2 separate regions of the Homo sapiens genome follow, and region 2 is linked to region 1. Evidence: chromatin loops called from intact Hi-C (ENCODE). Cell type or tissue: Calu3. All regions are shown on one strand.

What was found. Hi-C counts contacts between places; a loop is a spot of excess contacts. Peaks named below come from ENCODE experiments on the same cell type or tissue, not always from the same donor. Only the 100,000 strongest peaks of a DNase experiment are listed, where the experiment ranks them.
Region 2: a loop joins it to region 1, with 2.2 times the contacts of the local background. A loop is called at or near these places in 12 of 110 quality-filtered maps.

What each region holds. Positions count from the first base shown.
Region 1 is chr3:146,061,450-146,069,449 of GRCh38, forward strand. PLOD2 (procollagen-lysine,2-oxoglutarate 5-dioxygenase 2) reads right to left here. Exons shown (of 20, transcript NM_182943.3): 20 at 7,991-8,000. LNCSRLR (lncRNA sorafenib resistance in renal cell carcinoma associated) reads right to left here and starts at 7,736. Exons shown (of 2, transcript NR_146297.1): 1 at 7,370-7,736; 2 at 4,895-5,236. In Calu3, a CTCF peak has its summit at 4,227 (motif pointing right); a DNase peak (open chromatin) is centred at 4,262.
Region 2 is chr3:146,637,869-146,645,868 of GRCh38, forward strand. No RefSeq gene overlaps it. Among named protein-coding and RNA genes, the nearest start is that of PLSCR5, 37 kb to the left of the region's middle. In Calu3, CTCF peaks have their summits at 1,025 (motif pointing left), 1,231, 3,217, 3,565 and 1 weaker place; DNase peaks (open chromatin) are centred at 3,173 and 3,598.

The DNA.
Region 1 (8,000 bases):
CAAAGATTGAAACAGGCTAAAATTATAATTTAAAACCAATAAAATTTAATTTAATAGCATTCTATACTTGGCTCAAGAAAAATGTGAAAGTAAACTGAATCATGGCTTAACAGTGTTGTTATGAGAAGGAAAACAAAATTTTTCCTGACTGCAAATTATCAGCAGTACAATACAGTTGCCCATCCCTCACCAAAAGTAATTTGATACTTAATTTTATTAGCAAAAAATACAAAATATGAATGAGTCTTCTCTTTGCTTCTATACCACTTATACCTAGTACTACCTAGCATATTAAGTTCAGATCTGGCCACCACCCTTCCACAGCTATGTTGATAAACCATTCCAAATGTAGAGGAGAGTGATACTGATACTAGGACTTTGTAAAATCAGCAAGCCAGTCAGCTGGGAGGAGCAGTGAGGGTGGTCAGACAAAGACTAGTGAAGAATCTGGTATTTTTAAATGTGGAAAAGGTAATAAGGTGAGGCATAGAGGGGTGGTAGGTGGGAGGCAACTGTTGTGATTACGGCTGTTAAATATTTTATAAACCCATATTAAAAGGTATTAGGTTTTTCATATAATTTCCAAGTGTACCCACATAAACTTTACAAAGAAGTTACAAAAGACAGTCTTCATTACAGTTATGAGAAAAGCTTTGCTGTTTCTGTGTTAGAATGCAGTAAATTGCCTGTCACCAGATTGTAATGCAGGGTTGATATCTAAATCATGTTTGTAATTTCAGGTACATGGGCTTGTAACAGATACTCATGAACATTCACTAAATGAAGTTTTCAAGTAAACCTGGGTGATCAACAACCAGGAAAGCCTGAAAGATGATTTGTTTAGGGTAGAGGTAGGACAGACTTTGGACTATATAGCTTTTAACACTACTTCCAGTCCTCAGATTCTATTGTTCGATGACACAAATTAAATCACAAAATCCTAAGATAACTCTAGATTTTTATTATTTGTAAATCAACATAAACCTAAATTCATCTTCTCCTAATAAAGTGTATATCTTTTTCTCACACATGTGATTGTTGTTTTAGTCAGGTTAAAATAAGCGGTCTTGCAAGCCTTGAAACTTCAGTGGCTTAACATAGAAAACTTCATTTCTCTCTCGTATAAATCTGTTGTGGTCCTAGCAGCTATTAAGGACAACTTACTTCCAAATAGTGATTCAGAGATCCAGGCATCTCAATACATATGCTTCAAGGTCTCTAAAACGGGCTCATAAATGTGTGGCTTTGCAAGTAATCCACATAACTTCCATTCATTGGCCACTGGCCAAAAGCAGTTCCATAATCCCACCTAACTATTGGTAGGTAGGAAATCTGGGAAGCCCACGTATATTCAGCTAGCTATACATGTAACTGTCAACAAAAGTAAACCCTCAATGAAGATTAAGATTCAGGGCTACAAGCATCTGAGAGAGGACACTAATTAATTATGTAATACAGACAAGTACATGTTCTGTAATTCTTGTTCTGTCTTCATTTTAGAACTTAAAAAAATAATGTAACATTGGATTAAAAATTTGCAAGAAAATCTATTGGAGGATGAAACTGTCTAGAATACAGTGTAGATGATATTCTGTCCAAAAATAATAGATTAGAAAATTTAATGTCAAAACAAATGTCCCAAATTAGATGAAACCCCTCTAATCAATGGCAAGTTAGATGGCAAGTTAGATGTGTTTATGTTCATTCTCCACATACCTACTTGAAATATAATTAATCATAACTCCTGAATCTCATTGCTCCCTCTTAATTCTTATTACTTTATGCACTTAAATTTGCTCTTTGGTACCTTTTAAATATCTCAGATTGGGCAATTCACTTACCAATTTTAAAAATAGCTCCTCTATATTGATTAAAAAATAGGACTTCACAAGAACCTCAAGAGAGGTTCTAAGTTCTATTTTTTCTGACATCATCACAGTTATAACTTTCCTAAATAATTCATATTTTGAACAGAGTCCTACAGGTCCATAATTCTGAAATTATAAAGTTTTCATTCCATTATTTATCACATTTTTAAGACCAGACTGAATAGATGTTAAAATGACATTTGGTCAAAACCAAGAAAGGCCACACCCAATGGGCAATCGAATCTGTAACTGGGGTAACAACACTAGTTCCAGAGTCAGTACATATCAAAGCTACACTTTCCTTGGCATTTGAAAATCCACTGTCTTCACATATTTCTATTTTAGAACTATTTTCTAGTTTAAACTTAGAGGATAAGATATAGAATTTGTAGTCACTATATAAAATAACACTTTTTAAAGCACCTTTTAGAAAACTGCTTTAAGATGTATAAAAGTAAATTCAATTTGAAACACTTATTGAATGTTTAATACAAATACACACAGTAAGCATACACTAAGCAAATTACTCATAAACTGAACCCTCCCTCTCTCAGTCCTTTGGCCCAGAATGCTGAGGATAACAGTGATAGCAGTTTCCTTTTATACTGTCTTAGTGCATCACTGTATCCAACTTGAGGCCACCTACATATTCCTTTATTCAGGGACAAACTGTACAATATTTCACACATCTTTACTTCACACAACTACAGTACACATAGGTTTATTTTTTGGCTACCTCTTAAATTCAAAACACCTATTCCCCCTCAGGGATCATTTTGATTCAAATACAATAAAATTTCAGATATAAAACCAACTTCCAGTTAACACACAAATACCTACTATATGCCAGACTATATGCTAAAACTGAAAAGGTGGAATAAGACCCAGTCCTTGCCCTCAAGGAGCCCACGGCCTTATTGAGGAGAATGAAAGGTAAGTAACAATCCAGTATGCAAAGTGCTCTGAGAAGGAAAGCCTATTAGAGATACATTATAGGCAATTAATCCTGTTTCAGTTATCCATTTTTGTGTAACAAACCATGTGGAAACTTAGTGACTCAATAAATTATCATCTTTTATAGTTCTGTATGGGTTTGCTTAGCTCAGCTGGGTGTTTCTTGGCTGAGGGGTCTCACATGTGGTTGCAGGCAGATGTTGACAGGAGCTATATTCATCTGAACTGGGATTTGTCTGGGACTGATGTCCAAATAATTCACTCATGTGGTAGAAGTTGATGCAGGAGCTTGGTTTCAGCTGTTGGCCACAGTGCTTGCACATGGCCTTGCCATGTGGCATGGGCACAGCATGGTACCTGGATTCTACAGAGAATGCCCTAACAGTAAATGTTCCAAGAGCTCAAAACCACAAAGCTTCTCATAACTCAATGTGGAAATTAGGCAGTCACTTCTACTGCATTCTATTGGTTACAAAGGACCCACCTGGGTTCACAATGGTATGAGTACTGGGAGGCATGGTTCATTGAGGACCATCTTTGTCGACTTGCTATCACAGGCACAAAATCGTTTCAAAAACACATATTTTTAAAATTCCCTCTCCTCTTGGCTCATAGGTCAATGGGAAAGCTGTCTGAGACAATATGAAAATCAATGATGCCACTCTAGCATTAGCTGAAGATCCCCTTGATTTCATCCAGCAGCCAAGACACTAAGTGACCCAAAGGAAGAAAAGGGTGATCAGCGTGGCTGTGTGGTCAGTAAGTAAATGTGCAACAGCTGGAGTAAATTAGAACTAATTTAGTGCATAACTTCAGCAGGAATAAATTTTGTTAATCTTCAAAAAGTCAAAACAAGGATTGTAACTTTCACAGTATCTGAATCACCCAAATTTTACTACAAGACTCTTGTCCTCATTGTTGCACTTACCAGTTCCGTACTGATAATAAAGAAAAATTACTATTGACCTTTTCCTAACAAAGAACAATTTTTAAAATTTTGTTTTTACAATAGGACCCTATGGAGCTGTTGTTTTAATATTATGTAAATTAAGTAATTTTATCTACTCTAAACAAATTGCTTTATCAGTTGTAGTCGAATCTGACTACTCTTATGCTTATTTTATTATTAATCCAAGTAAATATTCTCTATTGAACATAGATTAGCAGTTTACAAATTAGATAAAAACAGAAAACAAATCACTTCAACAGTATTAACTAGAAATATGCTAGCTACTCCTTATTTCAGAATAAGGTGTCACAATTCTTCCTTTTAAAATGTTGTATTGTATCATACTTAAAAATATATAAATAATTCCTGAATAAAAGCATCCAATATTTATCATTTTATTAGTATTAGCCTTTGGGAAAAAATTTGATAGCATGATTTTATAAAGCTCTTGCATTTGCTTTAAATTTAGCTAACTATTTTGACCACAAGGTGGAGCTGTGATGTCACAATTTGGCAAGATTTGTAAGATACAAAAACTATGTAAATACAGACGAAAATAATTTAATAAAATAGGATAATCTCATCTTGCAAATATGCACTATTTAAAATTAATCAATTCTCCAAACATTAATTATCAGAAGAAAACTATCATTTAATTTGTCCAGTTCTCACTTAGCAGTTATTGAGCTTTATCATATATAAATTGTCTTCAGTAGATGCAGAATTATTCTGTCATTTCACATCACGATCCCAGATTTAGTGACTTTAAACCAGTGTTAAAATGTCTTTCAAAATTATTTTGTAATTAATCACAGAATAATTCATTAACCATTACAAAATGTAATGGTTACATTACATCCTTATTTTGTTATCCAATATTGACTAGAGGATCATCCATTATATCTTCTAAAATAATTCTTTCAGTTGATTATTTGTGTTTTGTATTGTTAAACAGGCAGAAACTTCTAATTTTCAAAAGAGAGTATTCAGATTTTGAGTCAACCAAATTTCAGTGAAGATAGACTAGCATGCTAAACTCATCGTCTCTTGAATTATTAAATAAACAAACATTACCACCACTTCAATAATATCTGTCAGGAATGAAACCACTTTTCCAAATGAATGTTTCCTGATCTATTTTAATATATTAAGAATAAAACAAAAATATATCCATACATCTGTGGATGGACATTTAGGCTGTCTCCAAATCTTACCTATTGTGAACAGTGCTGCAACAAACACAGGAGTGCAGATATTGCTTCGGCACACTGATTTCTTTTTCTTCTGGGTATATATCAAGCACTGGAATTGCTGTATCATATGGCAGCTCCATTTTTAGTTTTTTTGAGGAACCTCCAAACTGTACTCCATAGTGGTTGTAATTAATTACATTCTCAACAGCAGTGGTCCCAATGTGGAGGGGTCCCTTTTCTCCACATCCTCTCAAGCATTTGTTATTGCCTGTCTTTTGAATATAAGACATTCTAATTAGGGTGAGATAATATCTCACTGTAGTTTTGATTGGCATTTCTCTGATGAACAGTGATGTTGCGTACATTTTTAAATGCTATTAGAAAGATTTAAGACTTATAAAGTTCACAAATCCCTAGCCTGTTTACTTACATTCCCAGTCTAATTTATTTTATCAAAATAATGTAATTATGCAATACTTCACATTTTTAAAGCATTTCTACATGTACAATTTTCTCTTCTCATTATTTCTTAGTGTACTTCTATTTTAATCCAAAACTCATTGCATTAAAAAGTTTTATACATTTCCCTATTTTTCTTCCCAATGGCTTTTTGTTAATAATTATTCTTAAATAATGCTGTGGCTTGCTATTCTAAAAGACCACAAAACAAACAGTTCTGTTTGATACACTGCTTTCATGAAGTCTTGAAGACTTCAATATTCCGCAACAGTTAACCTCTAGTCTAGTCAGAGGGAGTTATTTACACAGACTCAATTATGACTAAAAATTCTACTGGGCTCTTCTGAAACTTTAAGACATCTGTTGAATAACCATTCCAAATTCCAAATGAATGACAAGTTACCAGCATGTCATGTAAAATGGGCTTTAGGGCATAAAAAGCAAATAAATCAAGACATACGTATGTCAGACAGGAAAACAGAAGTGAGTACATAAAGAGATTCTGTGACGAGGATGGACCACTCAACTCATATGTTCATTGTTTTCCACATTTCTATTCCATAGAAGGATATTTGACCTCTTAGTTAAGTTACCAATACAGATAAATTACTAGTGTTTTCAAAGATGAAGCAGAATGAAGATTAATGCACTGGATGACTACTGAAGTATCTATATTAAGGAAAATATTCATATTGATTCCTATGCGCATTAAGAATTAGAAAAAATTCTACCACGGTGAGCATTTAAAGCACCTTGGTAATGTATGTATACACATACACACACATGCGCACACACACACGGTTACTATTGACATCCATATGCTTCCATTTATTCAAATTAGTTACGTGAATGTCTCCTTTTCCTTCTAGTCTTTTTTTCTTTAAACAATCAATATACAAATATATTTCTATAATATTTCAAAAACACAAGTGTAAAACGTAAAAGGCATAAATCCTATTTACTCCTCCGTGATCTCATACCACTCTCCAGAGTTGTTCCTCTCTAGGAAATTTTCTGTAGGTTTATGCACACATATATAGTATTTTGTTTTTAACATAAATGGTATCATACTCTAAATAGTGTGACTTTATCAGGTTCATCTGTCAGAGATATCTGATTGTTGCAGATACACAATAAGCCCTTGGACTACATGTGCTTAAACTACGCGGGCTCATGTGTATGCCGGTTTTTTCTGTCTCTGCCACCCCTGAGACACCCTTCCTCTTCCCCTTCCTTCTCAGCCTACTCAGCGCGAAGACAACAAGGATGAAAACCTTTATGATGATCCACTTCCACTTAATGAATAGTAAATATATTTTATCTTTCTTTATAATTTTTTAAATAACGTTTTCTCTAGCTTATTGTAACAATACAGTGTATAATGCATATAACATATAAAATAAATGTTCATCAGCTGTTTATGTTATCAGTGAGGCTTCCAGTCAACAGTAGGTTATTAGTTGATAAGTGTTGAGGGAGTCAAAAGGTACATGTGGATTTTCGACTGCATGGGGATCAGTGCCTCTAACGCCCATATTATTCAGGGGATAATTGTTTATATATATGGGTGTGTGTGTGTATTTTTTTTAAAAAGCCTTTATTATATTGCATAAAATGAATGAATCAAACAATAGATGTACTTTCTGTATCTTCTGCTCTGTGTGTTTCAAGCTGTATTTTTCTCCATCCTTCCAATTCTACTCGTTTTCCGTTTTTCAAATTTTTTAATCTACTTATGGGAATTTTTCTAATTTTCTCTCAGTAATTATGAATCATCTTTTTAAAGCTACATTTTATATTATTTCATGGAATGTAGGATAAGAGGAAAGACAAAAAAACTGTGCTCAATAGACTACCTGGATCCCATTTCTGAAAACATGGCATGAGACTGAAATAGTTATGCTAAGTAACCACCCATGGATACCAAAATGGAAAATAACTAGTACCTGGGAGATGTCTTTGAACTGTACCACAAGAGATATTAAGCTGGCTTGCACTGGTAGGAACGAACCGATCTGCTTTTATAACCAGAGTCTGTTCCGATGAGTTGGCATCTACATCATACCAGGTGTTACATATTTTGAAAACCATTCCTGATGTACAGTAACATAATTCACAAATCATTACTAAAATGTCTCCTTATCCTAGTTGATGGATAGTAGAAATTTTCTTTGGGTATTAAGTGTCGCCAAAGAAGAGAACAGGAGTAGAACCAACTTCCTTATCTTTTTAAGTCCATCTCACAGTGACTATAATGTCTTCTTCATCAACATATCCTTGGTGCCTGGAACAGTGCCTGACCCATAATAGAGACCCAGAAAATATTAATAAACAAATAAACCTATATTGAATAACATTTGGCTTCTATTTTCTCACTTGGAAAACGAGTTAGATCAAATCCCTAGTCATCCTAAAATTGAAGATTTTATAATTTCATTTATAATTCAATAGTTTCGTATATCATTAAATCTACTAAGCAAAATGAAAAATCAAAGGCTTCATTCTTTCAGACAATTCCATCATGTATTCACGTTGGAAGATAAACACCAATAATAGAACAACAAAACTTTCTAAAAT
Region 2 (8,000 bases), 580 kb after region 1:
TTTCTTCATGTTCATTTTTTCAAAGGGATGTGGATTTTAGCTATGTCTATATTATAAAAAAGTATGCTCAGGAGTTGAAGGTAACTTTTTGTTGCGGAAAAAAACAAACCCTCAAAAGACTTCAAAGGGAAGTCTTTTTAAAACGAAACAAAAACATATTGACTCAGAGTTGGGATGGTAAATATTAGGTATGAATGTTAAGTAATTTAGGTTGGATGGTGTATTTATTCAGTGAGGGAGTTGAGATTGTGGTTGACTTCCCAACATCTGTGCATTCCTCACATACATGTAGGTGTCATGCGACTTACCAAATTGTCCCCAAATCCAACAGGAGATACTTGAGGGTTCCCAGGAAATCCTGAAATTCCTGCTCCTCTTGTCAGTTTTCAGAAACTTAGGTATATGGCAGCCAGTGCATTGCATTCCCCTGGTGACATTACTGGGCATATAACCAAATTGGCCAAGTTAGTCCAATAGAATGAAATTTTGGTGTGTTGTTAGGGCAGAGGTGTTTTCTTTCTCTTGAACTAGTTAGGAACAAGAAAATATGTGGCTTTGGTTGGTGCTGGTAACTATCTTAAAGCCATGCGGCTTGGAACTGCCTTAAACTGAAGCTGCTAATGGCAGAATGGTGACACCAAAAGAGCTGGTACTTAATGACAGAGTAGAACAGACAGATTATTCAACCCTAGACTATCTAATATATAGGCCCCAAATTTCCTTTTTGTTTAGGCCATTTTGAACTGACTTCTGTGTAAAATGTAGCTGAAATTATCCTAACAGATCTATAATTAGGGCAAAAGTTCGGATCCCTGATATGTAAGTGTCCAAGAACAGGTAGCTAATATTTATTACACTAAAATAAATACTTAAATTATTTTTTACTTACTTTTTTTTGCTTTTTCTTTAGATACACTAATAAAGCATTTAGTTAAGTGCCTAGCACAATGTAAATGTGTGTTTAATAAAAAGTATCTATACAATTAAAAACAGAAACTATAAATATTCATAATTTTAAAATTAAGAGGAGAAATTTTCAGAACAGAGCCACCTAGTGGGAAGAAGAATGTGCTATGAGGACAAAAACATTTGTTTTGATATTTCAGAGAAGTTCTGTGGAATAAAATTAAAGATGCAAGTAATAACTATTTTTATAAGATATAAATAGTATAAAATACTTTGCTAGTAACTTGTCATTAACATTTCATCTTTTACAGTTAAATGGTAAATGAAATAATTTAATCCATAATTATTTCTATACCCATATATATTATTAGTAAAGGATGAGAATACCCATGTTTGTGTGTATGAGCTTCTTATTGCCAAGAAACAAAATTCCCCTGTACAAAATTTTTACAATCCTTTTCCCCTCTTCTCTCTACAACAAGTCAGCAGGACACAACTTACTCCTTGGCTTTTTTACATCTCAGTCGTCCTGCGTGTAAATTACGGTTACTAATGATTCCTCAGATCACTGATCTATGGAACAACACTGATCAAGCATCCTAAAATTCTTGGTTAGCTGTAAATTAAAAGAAAATTTCTAATGACACATTTTTTTCTTATGAAATAAATGTATTTTTAGAAATATTCTGTAACATCAGTGAAACAAGAAAATATATCTTTATTTTGTAAATATATATAGCAGTATTCTATCAAGTTTGAATTTCTGTACTATAACGGCTTCATCTGCTTTGGGGGTGCACAGGTTTTGGGATCTTGAGTACAAGTGGAATCAGTGTACAAAAATGTTTATGAATAACTCAGTATATTTTCTTTCATCTTTGCTCTGTAATATCAAATATATATATTTATACACACACACAAACACACACATCTATATATATGACTATGATGTTCAGAGTACCTGTTACTTGTTATGTGGTTAATCATTTTTCATGTCTAACTGATTTCCTTGAAATGCATATTTATTATTACGTCCTCTTGAACGTTAGTCATGCAAACTGTAATGTAGTCCTAATTTTATGTATTTGTGTGTGTGTGTGTGTGTGTGTGTGTGTGTGTATTTTATACTCATTGCTTTCCAACTGATTTCTGAATGATGGAACATGTTTTTTTTTTAGCCAAAATATTGCTATTGGTTAGTTTTTGAAATGTGGTGTGAGGCTTTCTCTTTCAGTAGTGGTGGGTTTGTAAAAAGAACTTAGAATTTGTCTTGAATGAATTTCCTCATGATGCAGGGTACCCATATGTGAGAGGGCTGAGACCTTGCCCTCTGATCGCAGAATGATACAATGACATAAGTTAATTTCTAAGAAGATAGCATCTTTGATCTGGATTGTATGCTAATATGTAGAGAAGTTATCACCCTTATCACCTTATAAGTCAGTGAATGAATAAATAGTGCATATATGAGAATACTTCAGAAAATGAGTTAACTTTCACTACATATAAAGTTACAGATATAACATGAAGATATTACATGGTAGAAAAATAGTCACTTGCTTTTATCTTTATCACAGTAATTAATCAAATATTACCTCTTGGTTCTTTCAAATGTTGTGGACCCAATTGTTTAATTGTCATCAATATCATAGACAATTGAAGATTCTCTTAGAAAGCCACTTTGGGCCCAGCTGTCAGGAGAATGAGAATGTCTTATTTCCCCACTCTAGGCATTTCCATTAAAGGATAATCAGATTCCCACAAACCCTAGGGCTATTTGCCATTTGGATGGCAGGAACAGCTGTGGAGTCCAGAAGGTGTGTGTCGGGTTCTCCTACTAGGAAGGGGTTTGGGGGACTGATTGAGGGAGAGGCCTTAGGTTTGGAATAGATTAGGGAGGTAGCTCAGGTCTGCAACATAGTATTCAATAATACATAACTGTTCTGAGGGGGAGGGTCATCATATTCCTCACATATTGAAAATTTAAATTTAATAGAATGTTTTAAAAGGTTGAAATAATGTATGCATTGCATGTAGAGTAGATTATATGTGAAAATTAACATAGCCACCAAATAAAATTGTAAAGGGCATATTGATTCATACTAAAATGGAGATAGTTGGTAGGGGTTTAGGTAATATTTACTTCAGAAGATAGACCTTTATTTACTTCATATTTTAAGCACTTTCTTTAACTCAAGGAGATTCTCACTCTCAAATGCTGGTTTATCTGCATCTACATGGTGAAATATTGCCATCATGTGGCTAGTCCGTCTATCACACCTGCTTTCCTCTGGGAGAGATTGTATTTTGGGGTATTTTTATATGGTGCTTGAATGTTTGGGTTATGTTATATGATACCCATTTTATATGGGCATGTATGGTGTCTGTTGGGGTAATTATTTTCATAAGATAGAAAATATTTAAGCATATTAATTCAAAATACACATTAAATTAAATTTTCTGTTACTGTCACTCAATTGGGTTTTACTTTGTATCTTCTGGAGCTCTTAGAAATTTTCCTTTTCAGTGGGCAAATTATTCAAGTTGTAAATCTTAAACTCTTTGGAAGTGCCCTCTTAAGAACCCAGTTTCTTTTTTTTTTTTTTAATGTTTGTGTCTACTCTGAAAGTCACCACTAGTTACCAAAATGTCCATTTATTTGTATACAATTTGGAAACTATTTCTGATGCATACCCCATTATAAACAATAGGGGGCGATATGATGTCATGTTTTTGGTTTCTCTATGAAAGTATTTTTCATAGTATAAGCCCTGTTTATTTTTTTCTTGATAACAATGCTTCCCTAAAATGAAAAGCACATTTGTTTTATTATGACAGTACTGGCAATAAATATCAGCCTCCTTATACATACTTGGGAGATGTAATTTCTTAGAGAAAAAATTCTATGCCAGTTTATTAGTATTTCAATACATGTATGTATTTCTAAATTGATATAAATATCCAATAAACTTATATTTAATCCAGAGATAATAGTTTCCAAATATACGTTGGCTTGGTTTCTCATTAAATTCAGAAATTTTACCTTTTCAAGTGTTTTTCATTAATCTTTTTCATTATATATTACCATGAATGCAAAAATGTAGAGTTATACTTCAATTTTAGGTTAAAATCATGAAACTATGTACCTGGCCTTTTAAAAGTTTGAAATCTTTAGACAACAAGGATACAAAGTATTAAAACAAAAATTTTTTCAAAGTTACATGATTTTCTTAAATCAACTAAGAAGTTCTTTCAATGTAGGGTATTTGGATATTTTATATTTTCAAAGTTTATATGGGATTTAAGGTTCAGAAAGAATATAGGATAAAATAGTAATTTATAAGTTAAATATTTAAGTTCAAAATTGACAGTTTGGGATAGAAAAATATATGTATTTCAATGGGAAGCATGTTTTCCCTGTTTCTTCAAGTAGATACAAGTAAACTAAGGATAATACAACTCCCATGTGAGATTATAATTTCTGTCTCCCTCTCAAATAGAATCACAGTTGTCAGTGCTTTTAAATTTTTGTTAAAATTGTATATATACACACATAATGTATATATATATATGCACACGTAACTATTACATTATTGTACTCTCTTTATCTCTTCATAAAAAATAAAACATTAAATAATATTCTAAAGTCAACTTTTAATTTTTTTCCAGCTCGCAGTTCCCTTATCAGATAAAGTTAATCTTTACTATGAATTTGTTATATATGCTAACTTTTTAATGATTTAAGTAAAAGTGACTATAATATATTTTTCAAACATGTTTTTTGGCATTAGGAGCCCTAATTTTACACCAAAAAAAGGAATTTTTAAAAATACTTTATATCCATTTTTAAAAAATTTCAGGTTGGTTGCCTGAAATTAGCCATAATGCGAGAATTTACACCATGAAAATTAGCAAACTGTACACATCTTGGCTCTTTTTCCTTTTTCTGGAGAGCTCGCGTATTTCTTAGCTGGAGCAACTATTGGCATTTTGGTTAGAAAATGTCTTCTTGGGCCGGGCGCTGTGGCTCACACCTGTAATCCCAGCATTTGGGAGGCTGAGGTGGGCAGATCACAAGGTCAAGAGATGGAGACCATCCTGGCCAACATGGTGAAACCCTGTCTCTACAAAAATTAGCCAGGCGTGGTGGCATGTGCTTGCAGTCCCAGCTACTCGGGAGGCTGAGGCAGGAGAATCGCTTGAACCCATGAGGCAGAGGTTGCAGTGAGTGGAGATCATGCAACTGCACTCCAGCACTCCAGCCTGGCGACAGAGCAAGACTCCACTGAAAAAAAAAAAAAAAAAAAAAAAAGGTTTTCCTATCCTTGACAGGATATTTAGCATCTCTGTTCCTTGCCCATTAAATGACAATAGCAAACTCAAGTCAGCAAGTCAGTAAAAATGCCCCCGCAAGTTTCTAAATGTTCCCTGGGAGAATATCACCCCTTCCAAATGACACCCAGTCCTGCAGGGTTGACTAAGCAACATGCGGCAGTGCAGTAATGAAAACTCTCAGGCTGGGTCAGAACTTAGACACTAAGTTGAAAACTAAATTGAGACAAACTGATAAAAAGATTTAAATTATAGTCTGTATTGCTTAACTTGTTGGTCATATGGTTGGTCTTACTGATATGATCAGAATGTTCAAAGACAGAAAACAGGGAAACCATTTAGGAAGCCATAGTGTGTTGTCTTGTGAACTAATGGCGTTTATTTTTCTTCCGATAACATTACATTTCAAGTGCCTTCCAGACTCCAGAGTTCTGCTGTCCAATATTGTGGCCACTAGGCACATATGACATTAAACAGTTGACATAAGGTGCAATTGAGGAACAGAATTTCTAATTGAATTATGATGTGACGAAAGTGTATATACACTGAATTTTGAAAACTTACTTTAAATATAAAGAAAATGCAAAATATCTCATTTATTAATAATTATCTATATTAAAAAGATTGAAAAGATACTATTTTGGATATACTGGGTTACATAAAATATATATATATATATATATATATATATATATATATATATATATATATAATTTTTTTTTTTTTTTCTTTTCGAGACGGAGTCTCGCTCTGTCGCCCAGGCTAGAGTGCAGTGGCACAATCTCAGCTCACTGCCAGCTCCGCTTCCCTGGTTCACACCATTCTCCTGCCTCAGCCTCCCGAGTAGCTGGGACTACAGGTGCCCGCCAGCACGCCCAGCTAATTTTTTGTATTTTTAGTAGAGATGGGGTTTCACCGTGTTAGCCAGGATGATCTCCTTCTCCTGACCTTGTGATCTGCCCGCCTCGGCCTCCCAAAGTGCTGGGATTACAGGCGTGAGCCAACGCGCCTGGCCAAAATATATTTTAATTAATTTATTAATTTTACCTAATTCTTCTTGCCTTTTTGACGTGGCTACTAAAATATTTAAAATTACATATGCAGCTCACATTATATTTCTACTAGACAGTGCTGCTTTAGAAGGAATCACGTATTTTTCTTTCTGAGCCCCTTGCAGTTCTGGTGGTGTTGATTCCATTCCAACTCTGGAGGTAGGCAGTGATTTACGCCTGGCCAATGGAAAGACTGTGTCTTTTTAGGGAAAGTTATGTGACTCAATTTCAACCAAAGCCAGCTTGGAGTAGGCTTTAAGTAGATATTATATTGTAGCAGCATAACGGATTATAACTGAAGACAGAGAGACATTGTTTGTAATTCCATCTCAGCCACTAATTAGTACAAATTACTTAAGGTCTTTGAGCCACAGTCTTCATCTGACAAATTGGGATACAAAATATTTGTTTTATTTGGTTGTTACGGGGATTAAGTCAGATACTGTATGCAAAGCATTTACGAGTACTCCCGACACTGTGTTCAATATATAGCAGAGTTTAAACGTCATTATGACATTAGCAACCATTTGTTTTTTTTTTTAAGGCAGACATTGAAAGTGAAATTCGAACGAGATTGAAAATGTCCTACATCCTAAATCTCAGGTACTCTTCTCTGAAATATTATACAAAAGCATTTTAATATCAGTCAAAGGAGCATCATTTTAAACAACAATTTTGTAGGGTTTATTATTGTTTTACCAAATTAATAAGCTAAAACAGCTTGAATTTTCTAGTGTTTTTGAAATTATTTTTCTCCTATGTAAAAGTTAATGTAATTTTAGTGAAAACATAAACCTAAAGGGATAAGCCTCTTAAAATATAATAATGCATTGTTAGATTTTTGTGGACTTGTCATAATTCTGGGTGTTCTTTCCTGCATACTTATTAAGAAATCTGGGAAGTATAAATAATATTGACGTATTGATGCCATCTGATCATTAACTGATTGGAATGAATGATAAATAGGAGTTTTATTAGCATGTGATATTGAATTTGTTTTGAAATTTAGTCTCTTCTAATGATATGCTAAGTTCAAATCCTTAATAACCTGGTTGTTGGCATTCTTAGCCAGGCATAGTGGCTCATGCCTGTAATCCTAGCACTTTGGGAGGCCTAGGTGGGAAGACCACTCGAGGTCAGGAGTTTGAGACTAGCCTGGCTGACATGGCGAAACTCCATATCTACCAAAAATACACAAATTAGCCAGGTGTGGTGGTGGGCACCTGTAATTCCAGCTACTCAGGAGGCTGAGGCAGGAGAATTGAATGAACCCGGAAGGCGGAGGTTGCAGTGAGCCAAGATGACATCGCTGCACTCTAGCCTGGGCAACAGAGTAAGACTCTGTCTCAAAAAACAAAACAAAACAAAATAATAAAAAATTTTTAAAAAGTTAAAAAAAGTGACTCTTCTTAGTTTTCCATGTGACCTTCAATTTAGTCTTTATTTAACCTTGGGAAATGAATGCTAGTGTATAATTAGTAAAATTAGAAATTAAGATTTGTATTTAGGATCTAAACTAGAAATACATTGCTAGCCATTAATATACATGTCAGTGTTACTGAAAACAGTTTTATATAACCACCCACCCACCCAACTTTGCTCCTTTTGTAAAAGTGACCCGTAAATTCATGGTTCAGGCACCATACGCAACTGTTGCTGAGTATCTGAGTCAAGTAAAAAACATTTATCTTTTTGATTACATGCCTTCTG